Linked DNA regions of Mus musculus: region 2 is linked to region 1. A link is a loop called in an ENCODE intact Hi-C map of the cell type or tissue named here. Cell type or tissue: left cerebral cortex. All regions are shown on one strand. Each heading gives the region's core, and the rest is flanking DNA. Links, peaks and the distances in the headings are about the cores only. Region 1 holds the start of Rpl3 (ribosomal protein L3). Region 2 holds the start of Pdgfb (platelet derived growth factor, B polypeptide).

Region 1 (15,510 bases), core at 3,648-11,647:
TAGGCAAAACACTCATACATAACATTTCAAAAAGGAAAAAGAAAAAGAAAGAGAGAAAGAAAGAGAGAAAGAAAGAAAGAAGAGGAAAGGAAAGAAAAAAGAAAAGAAAAGAAGAGGAGAGGAGAGGAGAGGAGAGGAGAGGAGAGGAGAGGAAAGGAAAGGAAAGGAAAGGAAAGGAAAGGAAAGGAAAGGAAAGGAAAGGGGGGCTGGAGTGATGGCTCAGTGGTTAAGAGCACCAGCTGCTCTTCTGAAGGTTCTGAGTTCAAATTCCGGCAACCACATGGTGGCTCACAGCCATCTGTAACAGGATCCGATGCCCTCTTCTGGTGTTTGATGACGGCTACAGTGTACTTTACTGTGCACTTATATACATAAAATAAATAAGTAAATTTAAAAAAAAAAAAAGAAGAAGGGGCTGGAGAGATGGCTCAGTGGTTAAGAACACTGACTGCTCTTCCAGCGGTCCTGAGTTCAATTCCCAGCAATCACATGGAGGCTCACAACCATCTGTAATGGGATCTTCTGGCATGCAGACATATATGCAGATAGAGCACTTGTGTATAAAATAAATAAATAAAATCTTTTAAAAAAAAGAAAGAAAAGAAAGCAAGAAAGGAAGGAAGGAAGGAAGGAAGGAAGGAAGAGAAGGAGGAGGAGGAGGAAGGGGAGGAGGAGGAAGAGGAGAAAGGTCCCAACGGGGAGAAGTCATGTCTGAGCTTGTGAAAGATTCCCTTCTGGTCTCTGGGACACGCCCTTGTCCTTGTCACTCCCCCTGGGTCTGGTCCAGGTGTGATTGGTTCAGACAACAGCCCCTTCCCAGCTGTCAGCACCCAAGCTGTCACCAATGCCTGCACTAGTGTGCCTGGCTTGCCACCATTGTTCCTCCCCCACTTGCAGTGTCGCCCCAGAACATCAATGCCTTTGAAAAATTATTATTTTTTAATTATTTTATTTCTATGTTATGTGTACAGGCGTTTTGCCTGTGTGTATGTCTGTGCAGTGTGTGCATACAGTGCCTACAGAATCCAGAAGTCATCAGATCCCCTGGACCTGGAGTCACAGACAGATGTGAGCAACCATGTGAGTGCTAGGAATGGAACCAGGGTCCTATGGAAGAGCAACCAGTGCTCTGAACCAAGTCCTTTCAACCAGACTATCCCAGAAAGGACCATTGACTGCTGGACTGTTTCCCATTCTATCTCTGAGAACTTCAAGACTCAAACATTCTCCGAAGCTTGCTTTGCTCCTTTCCTGACCTTTCAGCTACGAGCAAGTCTAAAAGCTCAGACAAGAATTAGAGCAAAGCCAGGCAGTGGTGGCACACACCTTTAATCCCAGCACTTGGGAGGCAGAGGCAGGCAGATTTCTGAGTTCGAGGCCAGCCTGGTCTACAGAGTCAGTTCCAGAACAGCCAGGGCTACACAGAGAAACCCTGTCTGGAAAAACAAACAAACAAGACAAAACATAAAGATCTAGAACAACAGAAATCTGGGGACTGGGATTTGGAATGCAAGGCCCTTAGAAGCTGAAACCCTTCCAATCCTAATTCCCTGTGTTCCAGGCCGGAGTCCCCGAGCTTCCCACCATGCAGACTAATGTGCTGCAGCGAGACAGGGCATGCGCTGGTAGGGAACATCAGGCCAGTACCTTGAGCCTGGCCTGCAAACAGGATGGGACAGGAAAGAGACAGGGCATTTGTGAGCAAAACCAGGGTGCTGGAGGCCTCTCCTCCTCACTCGAGAGGCCAGGAGAGATACAGGAGAGAAGAGCAGATGCCAAAGGGTTGGCGGAGGGTGTGTGGTCACCGGGGGTGGCGGGATCTTTCCCCTGGAATTTTCTCCTGGCAGGAAAGGCCCACCCTCCTAGGAATGGAAAACAATCCCTGGCATCTGGCCCCTGAGGCTACTTGGTTTCTGACAATCCACCATTATTATCCTGCCTGCCTCACCCTAGACTGATGCAGAGGGAAAACCAAGACAGACAGGAAGGCAGGGTCTCTGGCTAAATTCAGAATCTGACTCAGCCTCTGGAAGACTCCAGTTATCTCTATCCCTGACTATACAATGTGAAAACTGGGAGAGGAACTGGAGAGATGGCTCACTGGCTGCTCTTCCACAGGGTTAATTCCCAGCACCCACATGAAGGCTCAAAACCATCTGTAATTCCAGTGCAAGGGGACCCAGTTCCTTCTTCTGGTCTCTTCAGAAATCAAGAACATCTATGCTGAACAGATATACATACATACATACATACATACATACATACATACAGGCAAAACATTCATAAAATGAAAAAAGAAAAAAATTGCAGCCTTTAATCCCAGCACTTGGGAGGCAGAGGCAGGCAAGTCTCTAGTTCAAGGCCACCCTAGTATACAGAGCACCCTAGGACAGCCAGGGTGACATAGAGAAACCTTGGCCAAAAAAGGAGGAGGAGGAGGAGGAGGAGGAGGAGGAGAGGAAGAGGAAGAGGAAGAGAAAGAGGAAAAGGAGAAAAAAAGAAAGAAAGAAAGAAAGAAAGAAAGAAAGAAAGAAAGAGAAAGAAAGAGAGAAAGAAAAAGAGGTTAAGCAAAAAACAAAACAAAAGGACAATAAATCTTTTTTTTTCTTTAATAGAAAAGAACTTAGTAAAACAAACAAACAAACAAAGTCAGAAACAGATCTGGTGCGCCCCTGGCAGGGCAGGTGGGAATTAAGACCAGAGAGGGCAGCAGTTTGCCCCAAGTGTGCCAGCATGCTTCTGCTCTTTGCAGTTTGTTTTTGCTTAGAGGTTGTTTTGTTTGTTTGTTTGTTTGTTTTGTTAGCTACATCTCATTTCTCTTTATTTTGAGGCAGGTTCTCATCTAGCCCAGGCTGGACTTGAACTCCATATCATGTTGATCTGATCTCCAGCTACTACCTTCCAGGTGTGGCAGTTTGACTGTAGTATGCCACAATACCCAACCCATTTTTCTCTTATTGTTCCTTACTTGCCTTCAGGACACCTCCTCCAGGAAGCCCCCATGCCTCACCCCTGGGTCCCTTTGCCCCTCACACCTTTGCCATTCCTCCCATGGTTCCTTGCGACCCCGTAATGAAGTCCAAACTCCCTCCTGTTTCTGTTCATGCCTGAGTCCCATGTGACTGGGGGTTCACCATCTCTCCCTAGTTCCCTCTGTCTATTCCTGGGGTCCCCCTCTCTCTCCTCCCCCTCTGACCAGCTCCCCCAAGAGTCCTCCCTGCAGCCCTTCTGGAGTCTCACCTGGTATCTCTCTCGAGCCCTAAGCTCAGTATACAGCACTTCTGCTTTCCCTGGGGTTGGGGTGTGTGTGCCTGGAGCCATTTGTAGCTCTGTCCGCTGGGTCTTACATTGGGCCTGAGACCAAGGTCCAAGGGTTCAGTCACTTGCTCAAGGTCACACAGTAGGTCCCAGAGCTGGGAATGGGGCCTTTTCCAGGAAGGGAGGAAGAGGAAACAAACTCCATAGCCCTGGGAGTCTCAGGGCACGTGAGCTGGAGATGGCTTAATCTAACCCTCTCCTCCAAGGTCCAGAAGCCACGCCCCACGGCCCCCAGTCACACAGACACACTGAGATGCAGGCCTGTCCTGAGCCTCAGCCACCGTCCCCACCCCAACCCCTCACCCCAGGCTGGGTTGGGAGAGCACTCTGCTGCCCAAGCCATTTTCAGTTCATCTTTTCCTAATTTTGCTCTGAGGAAGTCGCTGCGGCTGGGCGCTTTCCTCTTCTCTCACGCACTCCCAGAGGCTTCTTGGTCCACTCCCATGTCTGTCTCTCAAAGCTTGGAGCATGATGACCAAAACAGAGCAGGACGACAGAGTGACAGTGAGCAGGCTGGAGGCAGGTGCTAGCAATGGGAGAGAAGAGGACACAGTGCAGGGAACAGTCTAGGGAGTGGACACGCCCCTTCGTTTCCTTGCACGAAGGCGCTGAAGCACAGTTAGCTTGCCAAAGCTTAGGGCAGGAACAATACCTCATCAGCTACCTTATGCATGCCTCTGTCCACAAGTCTTTCAGAGGACTTTTTGTGGGGTACAAGAGCAATCAGGCAGATAGCCCTAACTCCAGGAGCTGGTGTGTGGCTGGAACCCTGAGCCAGTGTGGTGACACGGAGACTGGCATCACACAAGGTGAAAGAACCCAGAGAGCAGAGGCCCACTGGTAACTCTGAAGCAGTGGGCATTCAAGCAGGCTTCAGGAGGAGGGGCCGCTAAGGAGTCAGCAGGGTGAACCCCTTTCCCAGTGTGGAAGAGGGAAATCATCCACGCAAGAGAACAGCCTGTGCCAGAGCTGTAGGGCGTGAGCTGTTTGCTTCCCTCCCCAGGTGCATGAGCCCAAGAGAGACTGGTACCCACTCAGGCCTTGGTCTCTGCTATGAATGAGACTGGGGTCCCCTTAGCACCTGCCTCCCCACATATGAAAAGTAAATGGGACAGCATGAGACATAAGCCAAGTGTGGCCTACCAGGCAGGGGTTTCCCCACCACTCAGCTCATCCTGGTTTGGAAGAGGGCCCTGTGTGGACTGAGATGTCGAGTCTGGATCTGGGCGGGGAGGTGGTGACTCCTAGTTCCCACCGCTGGCTTTCTGCCTGCTGTCTATTTTTATTATAGTTACTATTAAGGGTGTGTGTGTGTGTGGTAGGAGGGGGCATGCTACAATGCACAGATGGTGGTCAGAGGACAACTTGCAGTACTTGGTTCTCTGCTGGCTTGTGATAGAGGATCAGAAGTCCTAGGTCTTCCTCAGCTACATAAGGGGCTAGCTTGGGCTACATGACTATCTTAAGCAAACAAAACCCAGCAACAACAACACAACAACAACAACAAAAACCCTAACTCATCCAGGCTGATGAACTTAAACACACAGTAGGTACTTTATTTGACCATCTGTTTCTGAGTACCTACTATGTGCCTGCACAAATTGCTCTGAGACAGCCCAGCCTACAGGTGGAGGCCACACCGGACAGGACAAGCAGCAGGGACAAGCTGCAGAAGGCACTAAGGTAGCTTCAGGCTGCTGTGACCAGAGTACAGTGTCCAGGGAAGATGGAAAGGTGGTTCTGTGTCAGAGCTTCCTGACTGCACAGTACTCATTCCACTGAGTTTTATTTTGCCAAGTGGAGGGCCTAGGCTAGCCCTGCCTAAGACTGCTAAGTGCCGCCTCTAGTTTTGTGAATCAAATCAAAAGGTCTGGGTCATAGCTGGGCATGGTGGTATGTGCCTGGAGTTCCCTAGCACTTGGGAAGCTGATGCAGAAAGATCAGGATTCATGGCTAGACTGGGCTACATAGTGAGATCCAGGCCAGCCTGGGTAACCCCACCTGAAAATAGAAATCTTTGGGGTGCAAGACTGAGCATAGCTGTTCACTAGGCCTCATTGGGGGCATTAGCTTGGTTCTCACAGCCCTGCTTCTCCAGACCAGAAAAAAAGTCTTACAAGACTGTTCAGGCATCCAGCAAATATTCACAGACCTGGAATGGGGCTAAGGGGCATTCCATGAGCCCAACACATAGTAGGTGCTTCATAAATGTTGGCATAGGAAAAAATGTGAACCGCCGGGCGTGGTGGTACACGCCTTTAATTCCAGCACTTGGGAGGCAGAGGCAGGCGAATCTGAGTTCGAGGCCAGCCTGGTCTACAGAGTGAGTTCCAGGACAGCCACAGCTACACAGAGAAGCCCTGTCTTGAAAAAACAAAACAAAAAAACAAAAAACAAACAAACAAACAAGTGACCCATGGTAGGCCTTTCAGCCAGGAGGGCCTTGCCTTAGAGGAAAAGAGCAATAAAGCCCTTACAGGGAAGAGACCCTGGAAGCCTGGGTCTGACTTCCTGCTCTATGCCTTGGCTTCTAGAAACAAAGTCTTTTGCCAGCACTCAGTGTTTTTCTGAAACACTGTTTCAGAAAAACAAAACAGAACAGACAAAAAGAACAGCACATACCTAGCTGCACTGCTGTTTTCAATTGGATAGAGCTGCTGAGATTCCCCCAGTGCAAGACCCAAAGACTGAGGTCAGTGGCGAGCCGGAACCAGCAGCTCTCCAGCAGAAGGGCCCCGGGCCCAGACCTTCCATGGATGAACGGGTGACTGGCTTGGTTGTTTAACGCACCTTAGTGGTGCTGTTCTGGTATGGAGAAAGGTGGGTGGTGTCAGGGTCAAAGTGCATATACTGTGCACATGGGGACTGCTGTCCCTTTGCTTGGATTATCATCTGTGGAATGACAGGATAAACCTGCAGAAGCACAGGTCAGCCACTGTCACCTAGCACCCTGTGTCATGTCCCAGGCTGGGCGCTGGCCAGGCAACCCGCTGGAGGAGCCAAGTGGCAAGTGGATGGTGGCTGGAGGGATGGGGAAGTGGTTGCTTCGGCTATCTTTAGCACCTTCCCTCAGCCTTTGACTCTGCCAGGCTGAGTAGAACAGAGGGAATCAGGGCCACTTCTCCATAATCACATGAAACCAGTGACCTGGAGCCACTCGGGGACCCACTGTTGTATCTGACTCCTCACTGCCTGTCGTCAGGGATAAGCACTCCATCACCCCCATCTGTGAAGGAGGTATAGCCCATAGATGAACTTAGGGAAGGGAAAGGACAGGATTCAAGGGACTGCAGAAATACTGGGAACCACCCCTCTACCCCTCATGGAGCCTTAGTGGTCCTGCTTGTTTTAGACAGTGGACACAGTAGTCAGGTGCTTAGCTTAACCTCCTGAGGCAGCAACTGCCTTCAGCTTCCCTACTCCAAGGAATGAGCTTCTCTACCTCAGACTCCTATCGGCTGTAAGGATCACACATGCTCAGAAGCAAACCTTCCTCTGTGACTAGGGAATAGCAGGGGTAGGGACTGAAGCCCAGCCAGAGGTGTGAAACACTAGGGGCTCACCAGGCAGGCTGCCTCCCCTACCCAACCCCCAGGAGCCAGACCAGGTTTGACAGCTGCTTCTAGCATCGTGATCTTTATGATGCCTGGGCTCAGTCCCAGCAGTGCCCACCCCACAGCTGGTCAGTGGGTACCTTCTCCCGACCTCAGCTCTGCATCTGTATCACTGTGGGGTAGTAAGGAACCCATGTCAAGGAGTGGCCCTAAGGATTCTGAGTGTGAAGACCTCAGGCTAGACTGGAGAGAAGGAACTATGAGGCTCTTGGGAGTCGGCCAGCCGCTGGATCAAGGACCAGGCCCTTGTTAGAGGCTTCAGTAGAGGGAAGGGTGGTAGAGGGATCGCAAAACCAGACCAGACAAGTAGCTGCTTGCTGAGAACTGGCAGAATATGGGGTTTCCTGTACTAAGGAAGGAGGCAGCCTGGGGCCATGGCCACCCCAGCAAGACTGTCACCAGGATCCAGGTTATAGCACTGAGGCGAGCCCAGGTGGCAGGCCTAGCCAGGGCTGCCTGCCTCTTTGGGCAGTCGTGCCTTTTAAGGCAATTGCAACCCCACTAGTACTTCCCTGTGTTCCCACTTGCTCAGATTCTCAGCAGGTATTTTTTTTCCCCCAAGATTGGAACTCCTTTTGTCACCACGGGGTTCCAGTGAGGCCTGTCTGGGGGTTCTGGTGAGAAGAATATGCCACAGGCACCGGAGGCACACCCTCTGGGACTTACATGGGAAGGGTGGGGAGAGGCAATGACTCAGCCCAGTCCAGCAACTTGCAGAAATGCTGGGTCTCCCACCCTGGTACAGATGCTGTACTTCACAAAATTTGAGCTACTGTGTACCAAGCTCTGATCAAGGGAACCTGCAGTTGGCTTTTTCAGCTCTCCTCCCTCAGGAGCTGGGACCAGAGCCCAAGATATCTGTCCACAGAGCCTCTTCACTTGCTACTTCCTAAGAAAATGTCAGAGCTTCACCCTGTCTTTTGCTCAGGCCCCCATCACTGGACAGCCTGTTACTTGGACTTCTCTGCATTTATAACCTGCCTCCCCACACAAGTTCCTGAGATAAGCAGCTTCAGGACGGTCTTTCCAGTACTCCAGCAATGGCACTAGTGTACAGTGAGCACCAGACTCTGAAGACTAACCAGGCCTTGCCTGTATCTTAGGGCTGCCATCTTGGGCTAGGGCCAGCATTCAGACATCCTAACATCCACAAGGTGGCTCAACTTCATTTGTCTTCCTCTTCTGCCTCTGCATCCATGCAGGTGATTAAATGTAAACACACCAAGAACTATTCTGAGAGGCAGCAGGGTGTATATTTCCAGCACTTGAAGAGTCCCAGCTGGTATACAACCACCTGGGCTACATGTGGTCCTAACCTGGAGAATGTTGCTCTGGGGGTCTGATACTGGCCACACTAATGGGCAATCTTTCAATGCCTCCTTCAGACCTAAGAGGTCCCTAAAAGAGCCCAAGCCTGGGGTCAAGATATTGTGAGAATGCAACTGAGTGTTGCTGGGTTTTCACCATGTATGTGCTACACCCACCCCCTGGTGGCCCACGCCTGAAGTACAGCCTAAATTGCCAAACAGCATCAACAGCTAGCACTGATCCACCTCTGCAGACCTCCAAAGCCTCTTCCCATGTAGGGTTGCAGCACTATTATGAAAGGCCAGAGGCTCATGAGCAGCCTTTAATCTGATGTAGACAATGTTATACCAATCTATACATCTTCAAGTTGCTGATCATCACCCGATTTAGCATCAATCCCACTTTCACTGGGTTGCAGGGTCAAACCCCAGACTCATACTATCTGGATTGGATGCAAGCTCCTATTAGAGCCTCAGAGCCAAACCAAGCTGTTCTAAGGAGGGTTGGCCTATTAAATGGTAATACTAGATAGAGAGCAAGCCAACTATAAACCATCAGGTAGATCAAACCCAACCTTTTGCACGTTTTAGCAGGCCTAGGGCCTAATCAATAATACCTAAGAAACAGAGACCCAAACTCTGTACAGACTGGGAGGGGATACAGAAGCTGTGACAGATACATTAGGGACACATTACTCTTCAGTAGCCCCAACAATTGCTTTAGGCATTGCATTGCAAACCTGTCAGTTTCATTCAACAACTCAAATGTTGCTAAACTAGGCTCTTCAGTTCTTAGTGGCTACCAGGCTGGCCACTGCTCTTAAAGAAATGTGGAGCCGGGCGTGGTGGCGCACACCTTTAATCCCAGCACTTGGGAGGCAGACGGATTTCTGAATTCGAGGCCAGCCTGGTCTACAGAGTGAGTTCCAGGACAGCCCGGGCTATACAGAGAAACCCTGTCTTGAAAAACCAAAAAAAAAAAAAAAAAAAAAAAGAAATGTGGGAAAACCAGTGTGAGTAGAAATATTTTATTGGTGAGACCCCACCATCTGCACAAAGTGGTCCTGGAATCAAGCTCCTTCCTCCTTGGCAATGCGATCTTTCTTGAGTGGTCCCTGTAGAGGAGAAACAGAGGAGTTTCATTAGTTCTGAACATAGCCAAGGAGGCAAACAAAGACCAGGCACCCCAGCCCAGGTAGGTCCTTACCATAAATGCTTTCTTCTCCTCCATGGTCTGGAAGCGACCATGGCCAAATTTGGAGGTGGTGTCAATGAACTTCAGGTCAATCTTCTCCAGGGCCCGACGTTTGGTCTGAACCAGCAAGGACTATGGGCCAAAAAGAATGCTTAGCAGCTGACAAGCAGCGTTCAAATACTTAGCACCCGCTCAAACAGCCACCACACTGACACAGAACAGAGTGGGTAAAAGGCTAATGCAAAGTCCACCCTTCCCCAGGATTTCAATACCCAGACAGGCCAATTTCCGCATAGCTCAAGGCCTGTGATCCCCCATGCCCAGAATGACTGGTTAGAGCCCAGGATCAGTCTCACCTTACGAAGAGTAAGTACTCGCTTCTTGGTCCCCACCACACAGCCTTTGAGCATGATGAAGTCATTGGTCACCTCACCATAATGCACAAAGCCACCCTAAGGAATCATAGAAAGCCATTGGTCAGTGAGGGCAGTTAGCTGTATCAGAGGCAACTAAGATCAACAGGGCTGTTCTCAGAAGGAAGGCAACAGGGAATAATTCCTCAGTCTCTCTCGGGCGCTGTGCCCAGCGCACATTCCAGAGCCTCATCACAGAACAGCTGATTCTGACATCTTTCACCAACCCCACCTAGTGGACTCAGCTAGTTGCTGTGCAGAGGCACGCATGGCAGGTCCTGTCCCAGATATATCCTAAGGCTCAGCCCCCAGCACTCACCAGTGGGTTGATGCTCTTGTCAGACAAGTCATAGTCAGTAGATGCATTGTTCTTGATCAGTTTGCCATCCTTGATGAGGTAGCCTTGACCAATCTTGTAAATCTGCACATGAGAGTCAACAACTGAGAAGTCAGTCCTGAGAACCAGCATCCAAAGTCAGGTAGAAACCCTGAATGTCAGTGACTGGCCTGTTACCCAAATCAGCATAAAGTGGGAGGTCTATAATTGTGTTTTCCCATGTAATGGGCCAGATTAAAACACTATTTGCTGGAACTCTGTTCTAGAACTTGGGACAAAGGTAAGCGGCTCCTCTTTTACAGTTACCAAGCATCTTTTTTTTTTTTTTTTTTTGGTTTTTCGAGACAGGGTTTCTCTGTGCAGCCCTGGCTGTCCTGGAACTCACTCTGTAGACCAGGCTGGCCTTGAACTTAGAAATCCACCTTCCTCTGCCTCCTAAGTGCTGGGATTAAGGCGTGCGCCACCACCGCCCGGCCATTACCAAGCATCTTAAACTACTAAATCTAGGTATGGTAGCAACTCAGGCCTGTAATCCTAATAATCCTGAGGCAGACACAGGACTGCTACAACTCCAAGGCAGCGCATGCTATGCTGCTGTTATCTCAAAATGCATAAAAACTGCTTATAGAGATGGAGAGATAGATGGCTCAGTGATTAAGAGCACTAACTGCTCTTCCAGAGGTCCTGAGTTCAATTCCCAGCAACCACATGGTAGAGCTCTCAACCATCTGTACAGGGATCTGATGCCCTCAGTGGTGTCAGGAAATAGCTACAGTATACTCAAATTTTTTTAAACTACTTATAATTGAACCTTTAAAAATTTCCAACAATAACAACAAAAATTTCCTGGGAAAGGGTTAGGGCATTAATTAAACCTGGGTTAGGCAGTGTCATGGATTCCTAGGACTGACTGTTCTATGAACCCAATACCCTCTCTCATTTGCAGGATCCCCAATCAGCCTTACCTTCTTGTTAATCTCTGTTCGGTGATGGTAGCCTTTCTGCCCAGCTCGAGCCACAGAGAAGGCAACACGGGCAGGGTGCCAGGCTCCAATACAGGCAACTTTGCGCAAACCTCGATGGGTCTTTCGGGGCAGTTTCTTTGTATGCCAACGACTGGTTACCCCTGGAAAGAATGTTAACTTCATGGGGCTGGGCACGTTCCTGTCCCTTCCCAATGAGTACTCAAAATACCTGTGATTAGTTCACTGATTACAAAATTATCTAACAATGGGTAAATCTGAATATCAGAATTCAATCCCAACCCCACATTCCTGTCCTATTTTAAAATCAGACTGGATGGTTGTCTGCCTAAATAGTTATTTGCAGCTTCATGTGTCACTATGTGGCCAGAGGTTGCCATGTGTTTATTGGTTTGAGGCAGATATGTACTCTAGGGAGCCCAATTTGTCCTTCATGGCCACCTGGCATTAAGGGTGAGGTCAACTGACTGGGTCCACATATTTGAGGTGTTACTCCTTTTCTTAGCTCATTCTCTAAAAGCTGGTCAACTTGACCAGCTGACTGCTGTTCCCAGAAGGCAGGCAGGCAAGGAAACGCTGCCACCGCATCACTTGGTGCTGTGTCCAGTGTACGTTCCAGGGTCTCACATTATCACCCACAAACTACAGCAAAGCTTACCTTTGTACCCTTTGCCTTTTGTCACGCCAATGACATCAATCATCTCATCCTGCCCAAACACCTGGTTCACAGGAACCTGCTGCTCCAGCCGCTCTCGGGCCCAGTCGAGCTTCTCAGCCACAGTGCCTCCATTCACCTGGATCTCCATCAAGTGTGCCTTCTTCTGGCGTAGAGGAAGCAGACGCATCTAAAAGAAGCAGATGAAGCTTATATCAGGCTGGTGGCAAATGGACTAGAAAGTAAATCACCAGAAGCTCAAAGCCAATAGACCTGACTTTGCCAGTGGTTGGTGGACTCATGCATGAGCTACTAAATGGTTCCTAACTAGCAATGTGTTTAGAAAACAGAATACTTGGCCCAATCTCACACCATCATTTCAGATTAGTCAGATAGAGCACAGTAAGACCATCTAGAGAAGCAAGCCTCAGTGTCACAGTGCCCTCTGCTGGTTGATTTAAGACACCAGAAATGTCTCTAATCCCCTCGGATCACAAAATGCCTGCAAAATGCCCCAAACCTTAGGTGCTTACCTGAGTGTGGGCAATGATGCGGATGACCTGGCAGTACTTCTTCATGCTGTTGAAGTCCTTCTCCAGCTGCTTCTTGCCTGTGTCATCCTGCCATTTCTTACAGTACTTGGTGAAAGCCTTCTTCTTAGACTTGTGCCTTCAGGAGCAGAGCACAGTTGGGGGAGGGGCCCGGTGCAGGCCTTCATCACCCTTGCAACAGGTGAGAGGAAGGCAGACTGGCACCATTTGGGGATGGGGCTCATTGCCGGCTTCTAAGGAGCCTTTTCCACCGGCAAGCGGAGCCTGGATGAAGCTCATCGGGCAGAGCCGAGCGGAGCTGAGCAGAGGTCCACAGGTTAATATAAGCCACAAATATACACAACACACAACTCTTGCTCCAGGGCACCAGAACATCCCTTTATCTGGGGGCACATCTCATAGTAGTGGAAGTCAGGGGCTCAGGCCAGAGGCAGGGGACCTATCTAGTACAGACAAGGCCAGCATCCAAGCCTCAAAGGATTACCTCACACTAAGGCCCAGATGCAGGATGTCTTGTTTTCCAGCTTCCCTGCCACTTCAGTGTCAAAGCAACTCTAACACTTCTGCTAACCAGGACTGACCAGCACCCTCAAGGGTTAACAGTCAGCTTTTGGTTCAAAAAACCTTTGATCCAACTTCCTTCACTTTACATCCCAGCTCAGAGTGTCCCTTACTTCTAAGGGAACCCAAGAGCCTCTTACCAGTTCTTATAGAAGCGCCTTTTACACTCATCGCTGATGTGCTCAGCAAATACAGTCTTGAAGGTCCGGAGGCCTCGTGGGGTCTCAACATATCCCACAATGCCCACAACCACCATTGGGGGAGTTTCCACAATGGTCACAGCCTCCACGACTTCTTTCTTGTTCACCTCTGTGAAGACAAACAGGCATAAGCTTCAGTGGGAGCACAAATACCCCAGCACATACAAGCATCCATTTAGACAGAATGGCTGTCTCCGCATCAGAATACTGGGCCTTCCAGGACTGCTCTTCAGAACTGCGGGCTCTCCAACTGCAGCTTTTAACAATTGAGCCAAAGTTTCTAACCTCCACTTACTTTGCAAGGCTGCTAACAGGCACCATGCCAGGTGGTGACTATCACCACTGAAGTAGCAAAATGCCATGTGCTATCTAGACTGTCTCAAAGAGGAGCTTTATCACTAGTCTGGTTTCATGTCCAGAATACACTTGTTAAATGTGTCTACCTTTTCAGAGTACCTAGGGTTGATAACAGGCACTGGCATGGAAACAACCAACTACCCCAACAGGACTCTGCACAGGAATCTGTGTTAAATTTCGCTAGGCCAAAACACTTCTAGGCTCCCTTAGTGTGGGCACTACCACACTAAGTCAGGCTTTGTTCTAGACTTACCACAAAGCACCCCAGGATGAAGCTATTGTGCTCCTTTGGGAATTTACTGTAACTACAGGCAAAATTACACACAGCCCAAGTTGGACAAGGAAGTACTGTACATACTAGATCCTGGCCTGTCAACTTCCCGGACGATGTGGGTCATGCCAGCCTTGTAACCCAGAAAGGCTGTGAGGTGAACGGGCTTGGAAGCGTCATCCTTAGGGAAGCTCTTCACTTTCCCACGATGCCGGCTGCTGCGCTTGCGAGGCAGGAAGCCCAAGGACCCATGCCTGGGAGCTGAGAATTTCCTGTGAGACTGAGGTAAAGGGAGAGATCACAACATTGCTCTCAGTCTTCCAATCAAGCCCAAAGGAGGGTTCCACATTTAAAGGAATTGTATCAGAGGACAGACTGCAATAAGACTTCAGCTTAATGCTTTTAGTTTCCATGCCTTTCAAACACAAAACAGCTTAGTTATACTAAAACCTCGATGGGTGAACTTTCAAGAGTATCCCATGTGACTAAATGGCAACATGGCGTATCAAGATGGAGTCTAATGCAAGTCGGCCTCAAACACTCCCTCCTAAAGCCAAATCAGAACTTGACATTCAGCACAGAGTTTCTGTCCGCCCGTCAAAAGGTTCATCATTTGTGGCTTCTGAGAACTCTAGAGATGCACCTTCCACTCTTATAACATTCCAAAATGGAGACCCGACCCGATTTGCCAAATTTCTCCACTTAACCAATGCATTCCTAAAGACCTGGGCCATCCCTACCAGACTGACCACTACCCTCGAATTAAGCACAAAACAGCCCATTCCATAAGTCCCTTAGGATTACGCTGATATCAAATGGGTCGCACACAGGCCCAGGCCGGTCCCACACACATCCTCCGTAAGGCCGTTAAGGTCCCTGAATTTCCGGACGGTCGCGGCCCTCACATCGATCCCCTATTACATCCTTTCAGGATTGGCGAGCCAGGGATGGCGCCGATGGGAGGTGAATACAAGCCAGGCCCACAGGAGACCAAGTTAGAAGGCAGCATGGCCATACGTACCATCTCGCCGCCACACGCCGCAGATAGAGAGCGACCAGGAGCCAGTGCAGGCTATATAAAGCCAAGTGATGGCTCCGCCCCCTGAGCGTGCGAACGTGTTGACGCATAGGCGTCGGGTCGAAGGGCGCGCATCGAATGTCATTTTACACACATTTTTCCCGCCCACTAGGATTGACAAATAGGGTCTACGGAGAATGATTGGGTTCAAGCTTAGCGAAACGCCTCGTCGACGCTGAGGTTTAGAATGTAAAGAACTACGGCGTTCTGCAGCAGCCAAATTTCATGATAATGAAGAAAAATGGAGGCATTGTGCTTCCTCTCACTTCTAGAACGGAATCACACAGGGCTAGTCCCACACAGCAACGAAAACAACGGCGTTGAAGCAGGCTTAGTGTGAGACAACTGACTGCGTTGTTCTCGTGAGCTCTTAAGATAGACTGAATGAAACTGCTCTTTTACCTAACCAGTGATTTTGATGTGATCACCAACATTGCTCTCAGTCTTCCAATCAAGCCATGCCTTTAATGCGCCATGATTTCGGGCACATCTCCCTCAAGTCCTGTCTCTGCCAATTCAGTCTCCAGATGTCATGTCCCGTTCATATTTTGTTCTTAATTTCAGATTTACAAATGTGTGAGGTTCCCCCCCCCCCGTGTGTACGAATGTGCGCCACGGGCGTGCGTGACATTTTCAGAAGTCAAACCGGGCTGGAGAGATGGCTCAGCAG
Region 2 (15,510 bases), core at 3,486-11,485, 65 kb before region 1:
GGCCAGCAGCCCAGCAGCCCAACACAGCCTTCTGGAGCCTTGACAATGGCCCTACTGGTCTGGAGAGAAAGGGTGGAGAGGGAAGGGGGTGGGAGGGCCTGCATCAGCCACACTAGGTTGGCATTCCTCGGCATTCATCCTGGGCTTCTGTGCCTCTTCCTGTGAGTAGCCACAGCTCCCTTCTCTAAGCTGAAGTCCTTTCCTCTCAGTGCTACCAGCTTCCTTGGTGACATCTCCATGCCACACTTACACTGCCCCGAGACGCTGGCCAGGGCTGGCTACTATTAGGGTGACCAGAGGCCTTGAACTTGATCTCGAAGATGGAGAGCCCCCTTTGTCTCTCGGTGGTGAAGGACAGCAAAGGAATTGCTGGGTATGAGCTTCTGCCACCTCCTTATGGCGCCCTGGGGCTCCTAGATCTCTCCCAGCCCACTAGTCCCCTCCAAGATAAAGGCTTCTGCCAGCTGCCACCCCATCTCGGATCCAGGGGATCCTGTTTGAAGAAAATCCTGCAGATCACCACTAACAGACTGGTCTGCTTCCATCCGGCCCCACGGTGTTGACCATGTCAGCCTGTCTGTCTGTCCCTTATTCTCTTCCTTTCTCTCTGCCATCTCTGGAATGTCCCGGGTAGGGAGGAGATGGGGAGAGATGTGCTTTGTGGAAAGGTTAAGTTGATTAGGAAAAAATAAGCCACAGGGTTGCCTCGAAACAGGCCTGCTATTGAAAACCCGAACATCCAAGATCCCGACCCCCACCAGGGGTGTGGAGGGGCAGCCTGCAATGGGCGGCAGAGCGCCTTGGAAAGAAACAGCAAGAAAGCTAAATTTGGAAGTTGCCCCATTGTGTGGCCAGAGTTGGCCAGCCGGGCACGGGTGGGAGACATCGGGTGGGGGCCCTTGTGAACAATAGGTGGGCCCAGCTGGGGCCCCCTCCTGCCTGCCTTACCACCCCCCAGCCCTGGCGGTATTGAAAGGGCCCGGGAATGCTTTTGAGAAGAAGCCAGGGGCCCAACGGAGAGAGGAAACAAAGGCAGGAAATGCTGTTCCCCCGTAGATAGCGTCTGGGCAAGGGTTACAAAGTGACAAAGAGACAGGACCCCAGAGGGACAAGGGCCTGCGGGTGTGTGGGGGGTGGGTATGGGGGGGTGCTGAACAGGGCTCCAGGGACCAGGCCAGAGGTTAGAATAGAATGGAATTTGCTCTGAAGACAGCATTTATAAATACATTCCCAACCCAGCCTGCCGGCCCCGCCACGTGTATGCCACCAAGCACGTGCCTATTTGCCCAGCGCACTCTTGGGCATGGGTAGGGCTGCCAGCTGATCCAAGCTAGGTGTCCCCAGGAGACCTTAGAGACCAGGCTCTGGGCCAGAGGGGCAGGGAGATAGCTCCCTACCCTCTTAAGCTGTGTCTACACCTGGGTAGGTACTCAGTGCATGCCCTCAGTACTCTGTCCCTGCCCCAGTGTGCTCCAGGAACCCCACCCTCCACACCAAACTAGAGCCACATGTGGGTGCTGTTTCTGCCCCACCCCACATCCCAGGTACCAACCAGTCTGCCTACTCTGCCCTGCCCTGGGTAGTAGGTGTGGCCACTAGGATGTGCTACGGATCAGTAGAGGCTGAGGTTCTGGAGGAGGGTCCGATTTACCTACGGAGTCTCTGTGCAGCAGGCGCTGAAGATCATCAAAGGAGCGGATGGAGTGGTCGCTCAGCATTTCATACAGTTCCTCAGGAATGGGATCCCCCTGTCGGTCAGACACCAGGAACTGTGTGAACTGGGGTGAAGGTTCACTGTGGCTCTCTTACCAACCAAGTGCTTTTCTCTTGCACAAAGTTCCTACAAGCCACCCCCATCCCCCGCCATCCCCAACAAATAGTAAGTAAGGCTAAGTAAGGGTGGGGCAGGCCAGATCCAAGGCTGAACCAGGAGCACTGAGGACCCAGGGCCTGAATAGCTCAGAGCAGAGCATGCTGGGACACTCAACCCTAGCCCTCCACGGTATCCCGGCGTGTGCCCAGCTCCACTGGCTTGTCCACATTTGTCTCCCCGGTAAGATCACAGGGCCTAGAGAAATTCCAACAATCTCAATTCTCTCTACAGTTCCCTCCACACCTGGTAGCTACAATTTATTCACAGGGGCGTGCGTGAGCGCGAGGGCGAGCATACACACACACACTGACCTAATTATTGCCACATCACAGATTTAAAAACAAACAAAAAAAGGCAGAGACGCAAAAAGGTAACAACATCCTTTGTCCAGGGCCCCCAAACCCAGTGTGAGTAGAGGCTTCACGAAATGACAGTGAAGTGTGGACTCCAGCCCCCAGCCCGAAAGGTGCTTTAAAATGCTTGCTGAGCTGTGTGGTCTCAGAAGGCCATGTATCCCAGTACTACTGACAGTCCCTGCCAGAGAGGAAATCGGGGAATCCTCAGGCCCAACCGGCAAGCCTGAGAGCTCACCCATGCCCCGTGCCCAACCAAACTCTATTTTTAGAGCCCCTCTGGCCTGTCACCAAACACTTGAAACTTAGTTAGAACCTTAACAGGCCCCACTACGAGCCAGCTTCCTCCAGGGAAACCGCAGGTCCCACAATCACACGCATACAGCTGGAACATCCCCACAGTCACAGGAGTCTCAAGGGCTGGGTGCCAAGATCCCCAAGGGAGAGGTGAGGGCAGAGGGGACTGGGAAATGTCCTAGCAGTAAGGGGCAAAGGAAAGTCGCAAGATATCATACCATGCCACACACACACACACACAAACACACACACACTCGGCTTGTGATAAGACCATTCAGCCTGAGAGAAGCTCTGAGAGGACTAAACCACCCTGTGCCTCAGTTTCCTTGGACTGAGAGGGGAAGAAGCCAAACCTACGTTAATGGAGCTTTGAGTTACTGAGCACAGGTGTGTGTGTGTGTGTGTGTGTGTTTGGGGGACTGGGGCACTGTACTCTTCCTGTCTGAGGTGGAATAGAGGCTCCTGCCCTGGCCAGCTGCTGGCAAGGAGGGATCGCCTCAAAAGCTACTACGTGTCTCAGACAATTGTTATGTCTCAGACAATTGTTGAGAGCCAGGCACATGGCGCCCAGGAGCCCGCTTGTAGTCCCGAGCTATTCTAGAGGCTGAGGCAGGAAGGTCTTTTGTTTGTGGGTTGGCTTGGTTTTAGGTCAACCTGACCCAAGCTAGAGTCAATTGTGAAGAGGGAATCTCAACTAAGAAAATGCCTCCATCAGATTGGACTGTGTGCAAGCCTAGGGTATATTTTCTTGATTCATTGATTGATTGACTGACTGACTGATATGAGAAGACCCAGATCACCAGGGGTGGTACCATTCCTGGGCTGGTGAACCTGGGTGCTATAAGAAAACAGGCTGTCACACCGTGAGAAGCAAACGAGTGAGTAACTCTCCCTCGTGGCCTGTACTTCAGTTCCTGCTTCCAGGTTCCTGTCCTGCCTTCCCTCACTGATGATGGCCTGTGGTGTAGAACTGTAAATTAAAATAGAACCTTCCCTCCACAAGTTGCTTTTGACCATGGTGTTTTATCACAGCAACAGAAGCATCTAAGACAGTTTGGTTTTGCTTTTTTTGAGATATGGTCTTATGTTGCCCTGGCTGGCTGGCCTGGAACTCGATACAGACCAGGAAAGCCTTGAACTAAAGAATCTGACTCCCTCTACTACCGCGTGCTGAGATTAAAAACGTGAACCACCGTGCAGAGCAGGAAGCTCTTCTGAGTCCAGAGGTTCCAGGCTAGCCGGGCACCTCAGTGTCACCAAAAACCAAAACAAGACAAAACACTTTGGACATTTGTCTAATGTTTAGGAAAAACTCTGTAGCGGTTCAGTCATGCCTACCTCTGGTCCCCCAAGCCAACCTAGGAACCAGAAGAGACAGGCTGGGGGCTGAGGGGGACGCCTTGAAATCTGGCTCCCGAGACTTCTCAGCACCAAGGTCACTTTGTTCAGTCATGGAGTTTATAAACCTGCTTGGTATCCTAGGGATGTTAGAGGTTTGACGGACAAGCTAGGGAGCAGGGCAGGCACTTGGTGTCTGGTGGTGTCTATAGTGTCTATGGCTGCTTCACGGTTGGGCAGAGATATGCAGGACAGATGGCCAGAAGCTGGGCTGGAGAAAGAAGGCCACTCGCCCAACTCAGAATGGTATTCAAGAGATTTAGATTCCAAGCCTCACACTGCTACCCTCTGCTGTGTGACCTCTAGCTGGCCACTGCCTCTCTCTGGTCTGACCTCTTATCAACGAATTGAGTTAGAAAACATTTAAGTCCATTCTAATTCTGCCTGAGGTTGACCAAGGATAGCCAGAGCCAGGCTGTGTAAGGTGGCTTGCTTGTCCTAAGGGATGAGAAGTGTTTGTGGAGGGATGGCTGGAGCTGCCAGTAAGGTAGAACATACTGAGCCCCGGACAGGCCTAGCCCCAATCCTCAGCCCACTTACCCCTCCCCCCACAAGGCTGAGTGGGGAAAGACCCCAGGTAGAGACTGTAGAGGTGGGAAAAGCACTCAGCTGGTGCAATAAATATTGGTAAAATATGTGAAGGGCTGTCTGTCTCTTGCTCTGCAGGCTCGCTCAGGTGTGATCCCTTCTGCCAACATTATCATTAGTCCCATCTTCCAGATGGAAAAACTGAGCCTTAGAAAAATTAATACACAGCCACAAGGCAAGGTGACTAGCCAGTGGCAGAGTGGACCCCTTCCAAGCCGTAACATGCCTAACCTCTCCTGGCCCTCCCCGGGGACAGTTCAAGCATGCCTCCTCTCTGTCCTGATATCATTAGTCCCAGCATCATTTGAGACCCCTGCGGCTTCTCTGCCCCATCTTGTTTTACAGCAAGTCTCAATTACAGTGATGGCACTCTCAGGGTACATTGACACCATCTGAAGACATTTTTAGTTGTCAAGCCTAGGGACAGGCTGCTGGCACCGCGGTGGAGGCAGAGGTGCTATTCACCGTCCCACAGAACATAGGATGTCACACAGGCTACAGTATCACTGGTCCCAAATACTCCCAGAGTCAGAAGTGAGAGACCCACAACAGACAAAAAGCCGGGGCTCCCTGTGTAGGGGGAACCAGGGTGCTCAGAATGAACCCTACCATAAATACCTTACTTTCAGCCAGGCATAATAGCACAGACATTTAATCCCAGCTACTTGGAAGGATGGGGCAGAAGGATTTAAGTTCGAGGCCAGCCTGGGCTATGGAACAAATTCAAGGCCAGCCTGGGAAATTTAGTAGTGCCCCATTATAAGATAAAAACAAAGAAAAGAAAAGACTTGAGGGTGTAGCTCAGAGGCAGAGCTACTGCCTAGCAAGGGTGAAGATCTGGGTTCAGTCCCCAACACCACTGAAAAGGACACAAAGGGATTCTTATTTGTCCTTTAAATGGGGTTAACCCCAGCTGGTCCTGAGGATTCCTGTAACAGTGCACAGCAGAGCAGTCCCAAATAAAAGGCACTTCACCGGCAGGCGGATTTCTGAGTTTGAGGCCAGCCTGGTCTAACAAGTGAGTTCCAGGACAGCCAGGGGTACACAGAGAAACCCTGTCTCGAAAAAACAAAACAAAACAAAACAAAAACAAAAACAAACAAACAAAAAAAAAAAACAAGAAAGAAAGAAAAGGCACTTCACCAGCTGAGCAATTTTTTCATGTGTTTCCTATGAGGACAGCAAATGACAGCGTCCTGGACCAGATGCTCCAAACATTTCCAAGGATGGTGACAGGTGGGTGGAGAGCTGCTGTCCCCCTGGGGTGTGACTTTACACGATCCCCCACGCAGGGCCACAGGAAATGGCACCTAGCCCCACACTGACACCACCAGGTGCCCCGTGGGCTGCTGGGTCTCTTCCGGGTCCGGGGGTGTTAACAGCTAGAGGTCCACTTCAGGATGCAGTGCTCCGGAGGGACTCTCAGAAGCACCTGTTTGTAAACAGAGTCCATGTGTCTGGGTGTAACAGTCCTCCCTCTGGCCCCCAATATGGGGCTGCTGAAATCTGGTTTTTTTTTTTTTTCCTGCCACAGGTTCTGGAAGCCTCAAGGTGGGCACCCATTCATAGATTACCCACACACACAGAACAGGAAACCTGACAACCTGAAGAAGCTGCCCCAGATCTCTGGCGGGTGTGGGATGGAAGCAGGTGGGGCCAAGCCAGCCTGGCAGCCCAGAGAAACAGCCTCCTCCCTGCCCCACCCCCAGAGCCAGCTGCAGGAGGCATGAGCAAGAGGGAGGCCAGGTGAGTTACTTGCTCCCTGCCAGGCTGCCTGATCAAAAGGGCTTGAACTCCACCATCCACCTGGGCGCACTCATGTGAGCGAGCAAGCGCGTGCACACACACACACACACACACACACACACACACACACACACACACACACACAGAGAGAGAGAGAGAGAGAGAGAGAGAGAGAGAGAGAGAGAGAGGGAGACTGACTCTCCACAGTCCCACAGCCTGCTGCCTCTGCAATGAGAGAGACGGGCTCTCTGCCCAGCACCCGGGCGTTGTCTATGGCTGGCAGAGGCAGAAGCTGACGAAGCCTCCTAGGGCCTGCCTGCTTGCCTGCTTGCGTCTCAGGCCTTATTTAGATGAGATGGCAAAGACAAGCTCTATGGAGAAGCCCTCTCTGGGCACAACACAGGCGGCGTCCTTTCTCTTGCTCAGCCTCCCCCTCTTCTGCAGCCCAGCAAGAGAAACACATGGAAGCTGGAAGAGGGCCCTGTCTGTGGGATGGGCCACCCCGTGACCCACTGCAATCCCTGTCCTCACCTCCATTCAAAAGGACCCAACTCCCCTATTATGCATAACACTAACCGAGTCCAATCTGCTCCATATTTTAGGTAAGAGAAACTGAGGCCCAGCCTGCTTCTCCTTCTGTATCTTCCCACCTCCTTTCCTCCCCGCTGACAGTCCAGGTCCCAAGATAGAAGAGTATATTCTCAGGGGGCGGGGCGGGGGCGGGGTTCATTGGGGCCATATGCTGTTAATGAAGTACCTCAGAGCCCAGTGGTGATGACACACACCTTTAATCCTAGCACTCGGGAGACAGAGGCAGGACGATATCAGAGTTCGAGGCCAGCCTAGTCTAAAAAGTGAGTTCCAAGACAGCCAAGTCTACACAGAAAAACTCTGTCTAAATAAACAAACAAACAAACAAACAAGGGAAGGTCAAGGGTTCAAGCCCATCCCCACATTCTGTCTTTAAAACCACATGAGACCCTAGAAGAAAACAAAATCACAAACAGGACATCAGAAAGAGGGAGGGCATCTCGAACACCAGGCAAACGCCTCAAGTTAACTCCTACACACAACACACACCCTGGCTCTTGCACTAGGGCCTCCAGAATCTATCACCTTGACTTTCACACATCTGGGCAGGGGGATTCCAGCCAAGTGGGACCCCCCACCCTCGTGGGACCCCCCTACCCTCCACCCGTGGACATTAGCAAGCCAGAAGGAGACGTGGTGGTTGATAACTATTGGGGGGAGGGCCCTCCACTCCTTCCCGGCAGAAGGGTGCTGAGGCAGACAGATAGTCACATGACAGTCACCTTCTGGGAAGCCAGCTCAGCTGATGGAGACGGGCCTCAGCAGCCTGTTCAGATTCTCCTCCAGTACTGCCTCAACCCTACCAGCCTGCTCCCAACGCTTAAGCTTCCATGTAAAATACAGCCAACTACAGGGTCACCCAGAGAGGCAAGTCCTGCTTGTGTCTCCCTACACTGGTTATTTGGAGCTTGCCTGGGCTGGTCTCTATGGGGACATGTCCGCATGATTTCAGTCTAATACCCCTAAGCTTATCGGGAAAACCTTGGACAACTGCAAAACGCAGTGTAATTAGGGTCCCAGTAGTCTACGAAGGGACAAGGCTGAATTTCTGAGCAGCAGCCTCAACCCTAAATGCGACTGACTGCAGTGCTGCTGGAGGAAGATGGACTGGTAAGAGAAACCTCATCCAGATGTTACATATCCAGCAGTGCCCATAAGGAGGGCTCCATACTCCTACCAGGATTAACCAAGTAAGGGAGGTTGTGGGTGACACACTCAGCAGGTAGGTGGCGTCCCTCTGTCTTGATGATCAAATGGCTATTCGTTGCATGGCTATCCTGCACTCCGGGGCCTCCAGGGTCACACCAACATCACACCACGTGGGGTGGTTGAAAAGCCATTATAGAAGGGTAAATTTTGAGGGGTTGCTAAGCTACTCTAAACAGGCCAAAATGCGTGCTGTGGAGTCCAGATCAGGATCTGGGGTTGTCCCTCCCTTCTCAGAACCCCCAGGAAGGAAATGGGGTGGCTACAGAGGCGGTGGAGTGCCAGAGCGCACTGAGGGCCCACCTGTTGCGTGGGGGCGGGCACCTGGCGCTGAGTGTACAGAGGGACTGTGCGTGCCTGTGTGCGTGCGTGGGTGTGTGAGCGCACGTGTACTCGGGCCGCGTGCGCGTGTGTCCCGCGTGTGCACGGGCGTGGCGGCGGGCGCGCGACCTGGCCTCCTTAGTGCGTGCCCGTCGCTCTGCGCTCCCGCCCGCGGGAGCGGAGCATCGCCTCCGGCCAGGAGTGTGCATGCGTGGGGTGAGTGAGCGAGTCGGGGGCCGGGCGGGGTGGGCTGCAGAGAGCAGCCGCGGGGTGCCGCGGTTCTCAGGACGCCCTGGCACCGGGCCAGCCTCCAGGTCCCCGAGGCGCGGCGCGGCGAGGCGGCAGCTGGGGCCTCCTGGCGTCCCCCTCCCCAACAGCTGGCCGCGGCCCGGGGGGCTGCTAATGAGGAGGGGAGGGGGTGCCGCGAGCGGCCTGCAGCGGCCCGGCCAAGCCCAGCTTGCTCTCTTTCGGGCTCCGGCCACGGGGGGCAGCCGCGGAAGGGCGGGGCCCCCAGGGCGGGCGGCCGGCGGCCCTCGAGGAGCCCCAAGAACAAAAGGAGACGGCGACGGCTCCTTCGTGGTCAAAACAACCTGCTCTGGCTGCGGCCCAAGGTCGGGCTGCGGCCTCGGAGCCCTCCGCTTTAACCCCTTCCCTGCCGCCTCCTGTCTCCTACGCTTGGCCGCAGGCGATCCGGCTGGCCCGGCGAGCAGTCGACTAGGTGTAGAGTCTAGACCTCCGCAGGAGAAGGCGGGACAGGACCCGGGCAATCCGCTCTCCTGGCCCTAGCCTCGCTCCGGCTCGCGCCTCCTCCTGCCCCGCCCCCTTCCCACCTGGATTCCCGGTAGACTTGCCAACTCACTGCTACGTGAGGCTGGGAGGGGTAGGGGCACTGATCCGACCTGATCGTTCCCGCAGACGTTTCCATACCCGACCGCCCTTGCAGCTAGGCTTCTGCAGGCGTGCGCTCCGCATCCTGCTTGCGGGGAAGAGAAGTGCTTCCTCTCGTAGGGTGCCGGCGCAGGTACTGCTGGGCCTCAGACACACACCGCCCCGGGGGCTAGATTCCTTCAGACCAACACCCCCCCCCCCGCGCGCGCGCCCCACCTCCAGTCCTGTCTCTACTCCAAGCGTCTGAACCTACCGTCTGTCTGTCTGCCTGTCTCTCTAGTGTCTCCGTCTCTCTTTCTCTGGACCCCTTGCGCCAAGATACAAGGTGCTTTTGGATCGTCCAGCATGACCCCAAGGTGCCCACTCTAGACCAGTGCAGAAGCTAGGGTGGGACCAAAACCCTTGCCAAAGATCTCTGGATATCCTGAGTTCGAAGGCACATACTTCTAGGGCAGGCCGGGTCCTGGGCAGAACCAAAGCCCAGGCTGGTTCTGAGGAGGACACAGGAGGTCTCGATGCCTTAGACACCCTAGATATCACCTCACCTTTTCCCCTTAACCGGGAAGCTTAAGATCTCTAGCTCCTGAGGCAGGGGGCAGGGCAGCACACACCTTCTAGGACACTAAAAGCTTTAGGGATCTAGATTGGTCCACTGGAAAGAAACCCACCGCTGCCTCCTCCCCAGGAGCCCAGCACCCCGGACCTGGCCTCCCAGCCCTTGGGGCCACCCAGTGCCCGGCGCCTGACTCACGCGCTGCAAGGCTCCAAAGTTCACTGCAGGGAGAGGAGGGGGCGGCCAGGCGTGGGGGCTGGGACAACCAGGGAAGGATCCAGCCCTAGCCGCCGTCGCAACTCACCTCGGCGCTGACCAGACGCAGGTAGCAGCAGAGAGGAAGGAAGAGCGCCCAGCAGCGATTCATGCCGACTCCGGGCCCGGCCCCGCGGGGCCCCGGACGCGTAGACGGAGCGCGCCGCCCCCGCGGCCAGGGTTGGGGGCTGGGGAGGAGGGTGGGCTCCGCTCGGGTCCCCCGCGATCAGGCGATCAGGCCGCTGCAGCCGCCGCCGCGGCTCACCCGCATGGCCCCCGGGCGCCGCCGCCCCCGGCCCCGGCTCCGTCGCTGGGGGGCTGGGGAGGACCTGGACAAGGGACCGGGGTCCAAAGCCGCTACCTGGGCGGATCCCGAGCCCACGCGAGCATCCACAGTCTGGGGGCTGCGTCGCGAACCAGCCAAGGCGTCTAGCCGTGTGGGGGCGCGCAGGGGACTCCAACCTCAGAGAGGAAAAGGAACACGGCAGCCGATGGTTCGTCTTCACTCGCCCGCTAAAGGCGTGTTCCTCTGCCTGCTGGCTTAGCTTTTTTGCAACATTTTCTGGAACGGACCCCCAGATCAGAAAGCGCAGAGCTGGGGACCTCCAAGCCCAAGTCTCCAAAAAAAAACTTTTTCCAAAGTTGGCTTTGCAGCGGCGGCCCGAACACCCGGGCAGGGAGAGGTGCAAACTCCCGCCCGGGCCGGGTGGCGGGGCGGGAGCGTGTGCGCCCTGGCGCAGGGCCCAAGCGGCGGGCACGGCTGCTCCGAGAGCGCGGCGCGCCCACTGCGCGCTGGGCTGGTCCGGGCCGACAGGTGGACGCGGCTCGGGTCAGTCTGTCTATCTACCCACTCGCTCGCCACTCTGGGCTTCCTCTGCGGGTTTCGAGCTGCGGCTGCTCCGGCTTTCTCGTTGCAACGAAGCTAGAGGGTGGGCTTTTTTTTTTTTTCCTCCTTTCCCTTTTGCGCGTGTGTGTATGTGTGTGTGCGCAAAATATCTCTCTGGAGAAAGATGGGCGCTGGCGGCCGGAGGGAAGCCCTCAGGGAGGCAGCGGGGGAGGCAGGCAGGCTGCTCCCGGCTGCAGGAGAAGTTGCCACCCTTCAGCTGTTCCGGCCTTTATAAAGGAGAAGGGAGAGTGCAAGAGGTGGGTGGAGACAGCCTTTCCTCTCCTGGCCCGGAGTCAGCGCCGGGAGGGGGCAGGAACCAAGGGAGGTCCTCAGGCAAAGACTGCTGCTTGAGGGGTCTCTGAGAACTACGCAGCCCCTGTGACTGTGAATCTAGCCTCTTGGCAGGAACTGAAGGTGAACTGCGGCCCCACCCATTAGCACAGTGTTTAGGGGCCTGTCTGCAGGGCCAGGACCAAGGCCAGGAGTGTGGCCCCTGAACCCCAGAACCAGACATCTGCAACCTGGCAGCTTAGATTCCATTGAGTCTAATTAAATAGCTGGGTCACCTTGGGCACGTCACTTTCCTTCTGTGATTCACCCTACATTCTCTAAGTGGGGGACAAAGTGTGTGGATTAAATGTCAGAATGATCAGAAAACATCCAGCCACACACCAGCCCCAAGGTTGAAGCTCTAAACCCACAGCCAGCGGGAACCCTTCAGCTACAAACTGGGTCTGCCTCTCCTTGCTTGTCGCCTGGCACACAGCATGCGCTGCCATGCCAGCATAAGCTGAATTTGAGTCTGTTGAACTGCAAAGTCACTCAACCCACCCCACCCCCAGCCCTGCACCATCCTCCCAAGGACTGCCACCAAGATGCTGCCTTCAAGTCACCAGGGTGTTTACTACCCCTCTCTGCCCCCCACCCAGTTCCAGGCCCAGAGGCTACCCACCCACACCAGCACTCTCACAGTTAACACCTTCCACCCCCAGCTCAGGGAACTGCTGTGTCCCTGCCTTCAGCAGTCACACTGTCACAGTGACACAGTCACACGCAAGCACGCTTGCCAGCCCAGCACCCACCACAAGACCGGCAGGCTCACTGCAATGCCTCCTGCCTTTAGGGCACCTTGCCCTCATCCACTTCTGCTGCCTGTCATCTCCACTTGGTCTGTATCCCCATATCCACTGAATGGTGCTGTTGCCTCTCATGGCCCTGGATGAGGTGGTACTGATAAGGAAGAACCTCTCGGGCCTCTTTACACGTGGCTCCAGGTACCCCATTTTTCCAAATGACTAGCTAGCAGAGTGGCTGGGAGGTAGCCTGGAGCAGGTGACCTCTAAGGTAGGTTAAGCTCACCAATGGTACCTTGATTTCCTCTTCTGTAACTCGGAGACATAACCGGAGGAGAAGAAGAATTGCAGAGGATCGTGGGAAAATGAGAGGGGGCTGGCAATGTTTGCCATCTCTGTGACAGTGGGCTCCATAGGTTGGGTTGGGGGTCTGGGGAGACCCCCATTTGGTAAAATGCTTAGAAGAGGAGCTGAGTCCAGTCCCAGAACTCATCTAAACAGGCATCGGGAAGGTAGAGACTAGCACTTGCCGCCCGCCCAGACAGTCTAGACCAATCTGTGAGCTTCAGGCCAATGAGAGACACTATCTCAAAAGACATTGACAGTGTTTCTAAGGGTGACACTGGAGGTTTTCCAGTCACCTGAACACACGCGCAGGCATGCACACACACCACACACATATACATGAACTTGGTTTTAAACTGATACGTGCAGTACCTTGATGCAGTGAAAGGGGTTTGCCCTCCTCACAGAGTGGCAGGAAGCATACAAAAGAGACTCCTCCCTAGGACCATCATCCAGGACAGACAGATATGTTGAGACAAGATGACAGATAGCCCTGTTTGGGTGGAAATAATTCAACACACTTGACCCCCGTGTCAGAAGACTTAGATATTTAAAAGTACTTCCTCCAGACAGCTGGGTGAACTTGGCCTTGCTCTTGCCCGATGTCCTTATCTGTAAGTACAGTGGTAGAGCCACCAATGAGCTGACCCTGCGTCCCTGCAGAGCTTCTATAAGATATGTTGTTATTTTATCTTACCACCGTGGAGACTGGCCCACATAGGGACTGAGCAACTTGGACTAGATCACACAGTTCTAGTAATTTATGGGGCCACAACTTGGACTCCAGGGGTCCATCATTTTTATTATTGATTGATTGATTGATTAGATTTGTGTGTGTAGGTGTTTTGTCTGCGTGTGTATGTATGCGTGTGTATGTCTGTGCATTATATGCATGCATACAGTACCCAGAGAGACCGGAAGAGGGCGTCAGATCCACCAGGACTGAAGTTGGTTGTGAGCCACCAGGTATGTGCAGCTCTGGAAGAGCTGCAGCTTCTCTTAACCATGACCTGTCTCTCTAACCCCCAATAAGGAGGCGTTTTTGCACAGTGCTTCTGTGAGTGTTACACACCAGTACACATCTAGATGCTCTGTCCCCTGAAAGATGGTGTTCCCAGAAGGAATTTTGTTCCATGTCCTGAAGGAGCACACGGAACAGACATGAGGGGTGGAGCAGGGGAGCAAGGCTGTTTAAAGCAGCAGTCTTTTTTGGTTTGTTTTTGGGTTTTTTTGTTTTTTTCGAGACAGGGTTTTTCTGTGTAGCCCTGGCTGTCCTGGAACTCACTTTGTAGACCAGGCTGGCCTCGAACCCAGAAATCTGCCTGCCTCTGCCTCCCAAGTGCTGGGATTAAAGGCGTGCGCCACCACTGCCCGACTATAAAGCAGCAGTCTTGAGCACCTACTATGTGTAGGCCCTAGGTAAAGCATTTAAGAAATGGAATGAGGAAGGAGACCAGTCCCAGGACCTAAATGAGAGACCTTTAACTCCGTGTATGCAGACAGTTACATTAATGCTGTATGCAGGCTAAGGTGACAGGACATGTGTGCACAGGGATGAAGAGATGGCTCACCAAATTCAGTTCTCAGAACTCACTGTGCAAAGGTCATAAACATCTCACTCCAGTTCCAGAAGATCTGGCACCCCCTTCTGACTTCCCTGGGCACTGCCTCCCACCCAAATTACAAAGTAAAATAATAATAATAGTAATAATAATAATAACCCCAACGGGATAGGGGCAGAAAAGGCAGCAGGGACTGCAGATGCTGAGGTGCATGCTGGGAGAGCCCCTCGATCCTCCTTAAACCTCGAACCTCGAACCTCCTTAAAAGGGAGCCTCTTCCCCCTCCCCCCAGGATGGACACAGCAGGCACCTCTTCCAGGAAGCCTGTCAGGCTTGGTACTTGTACCGGGTTCTCTGTTAGCACCCCCACCGAGTTGTCTGGACATTGCTCTTGTATTGGCACTACACTGAGTTGAGAATGAATGGGGGGGCTTTGGCTCCCAGCATGCAACAGTTCCTTGGTAAGTACCTGCTGGTACAGTAAATAAAGACGCAGACATCGTGCCGTTTTTTGTTCCTGGCAATTCTGGCCAGCTTGTGCAGAGATAGCACGCTTCCTAAAAGGTAGCATGATATAACACTCAAGCATAGAGTCTGGGGTGCACCCTGTCCCTCCCATGGTTACAGTGCTGGATCTGGAGGCGTCAAGCCTGAATTCTGTGTTCAAGTCAGGAAGGAATCAGATTCTCCTGTCAGGTCAGGCACCTCACCCCGACAGCTCTCTGCCCTGCACTCTGTCCCATATGAGCTAAATGGAAAAGAAAGGCTGTGTGTGTTAGACCTCTGCGTGCTGGGGTGGGTTTGCCCAAGAAGGGGACTCGTCCAACTGTTTAGAGTAGACTCAGCCTTCCTCCATTGAAACCCTCTGCCTTGGTTTGGTTTCTGTTGCTGTGTTGAAACACCATGACTAAAAGCAATACGGGGAGGAAGGGCTTTATTTGCCTTCTACATCCTGATCACAGTCCCATCACTGAAGGAAGTCAGGGCGGGAACTCGAGGCAGGAACTGAAGCAGAGACCATGGAAGCACACTGCTGACTGGCTTGCTCACTCCCCTGTGGCCTGCTTAGCTACCTTTCTTTATTTCTCTTTAAAAAAAAAAAAAAAAAAAAAAAGATTTATTTATTTTGCTTATATGAGTGCACTGTAGCTGTCTTCAGACACACCAGAAGAGGGCATCAGATCTCATTACAGATGTTTGTGAGCCACCATGTGGTTGCTGGGATTTGAACTCAGGACCTCTGGGAGAGCAGTCAGTGCTCTTACCCACTGAGCCATCTCTCCAGCCCTCAGCTACCTTTCTTATACAACCCAGGCCCACTGCTCTAAGATGACACCAGCCACTGTAGGCTGGGTCCCCCCACATTAAACAGTAATCAAGAATATGCCCCAGAGGCCAATCTGATGGAGGTGTCTTTTCGACTGAGGTTCCCTCTTCCCAAATGATAGCCAACTTACCTCAAGTTGACAAAAAATGAACCAGCTGCACCTGGGTGTGGTTGCCTAGAGCCTAGCTGAAGCCAGGAGATGCCAGGGAAAGAGGTGGTTCCTGCCCAGGGCCCATCCCTGTGTCTCC

The links. A loop is a pair of places that touch in the nucleus more often than their neighbours do. Peaks named below come from ENCODE experiments on the same cell type or tissue, not always from the same donor. Only the 100,000 strongest peaks of a DNase experiment are listed, where the experiment ranks them.
Region 2: a loop joins it to region 1, with 4 times the contacts of the local background. A loop is called at or near these places in 26 of 42 quality-filtered maps.

Annotation. Positions count from the first base shown.
Region 1 is chr15:80,068,541-80,084,050 of GRCm38, forward strand. Rpl3 (ribosomal protein L3) reads right to left here and starts at 14,866. Exons shown (of 10, transcript NM_013762.2): 1 at 14,784-14,866; 2 at 13,850-14,042; 3 at 13,075-13,243; 4 at 12,356-12,491; 5 at 11,826-12,012; 6 at 11,150-11,310; 7 at 10,167-10,268; 8 at 9,791-9,886; 9 at 9,447-9,566; 10 at 9,241-9,354. The coding sequence starts at 14,786. The coding sequence ends at 9,310. It overlaps Snord83b (small nucleolar RNA, C/D box 83B), which reads right to left and starts at 10,039; the gene lies at 9,963-10,039. Snord43 (small nucleolar RNA, C/D box 43) reads right to left here and starts at 14,366; the gene lies at 14,319-14,366. LOC115488570 (a small nucleolar RNA gene) reads right to left here and starts at 12,546; the gene lies at 12,492-12,546. In left cerebral cortex, for the core only: CTCF peaks have their summits at 8,429 (motif pointing left) and 10,066; DNase peaks (open chromatin) are centred at 6,352, 7,037, 7,876, 7,973 and 2 more places; H3K27ac peaks cover 1,278 bases.
Region 2 is chr15:80,003,818-80,019,327 of GRCm38, forward strand. Pdgfb (platelet derived growth factor, B polypeptide) reads right to left here and starts at 11,160. Exons shown (of 7, transcript NM_011057.4): 1 at 10,119-11,160; 2 at 1,652-1,748. The coding sequence starts at 10,181. In left cerebral cortex, for the core only: a CTCF peak has its summit at 8,080; DNase peaks (open chromatin) are centred at 5,810, 6,195, 6,556, 7,307 and 7 more places; H3K4me3 peaks cover 4,821 bases; H3K27ac peaks cover 5,437 bases.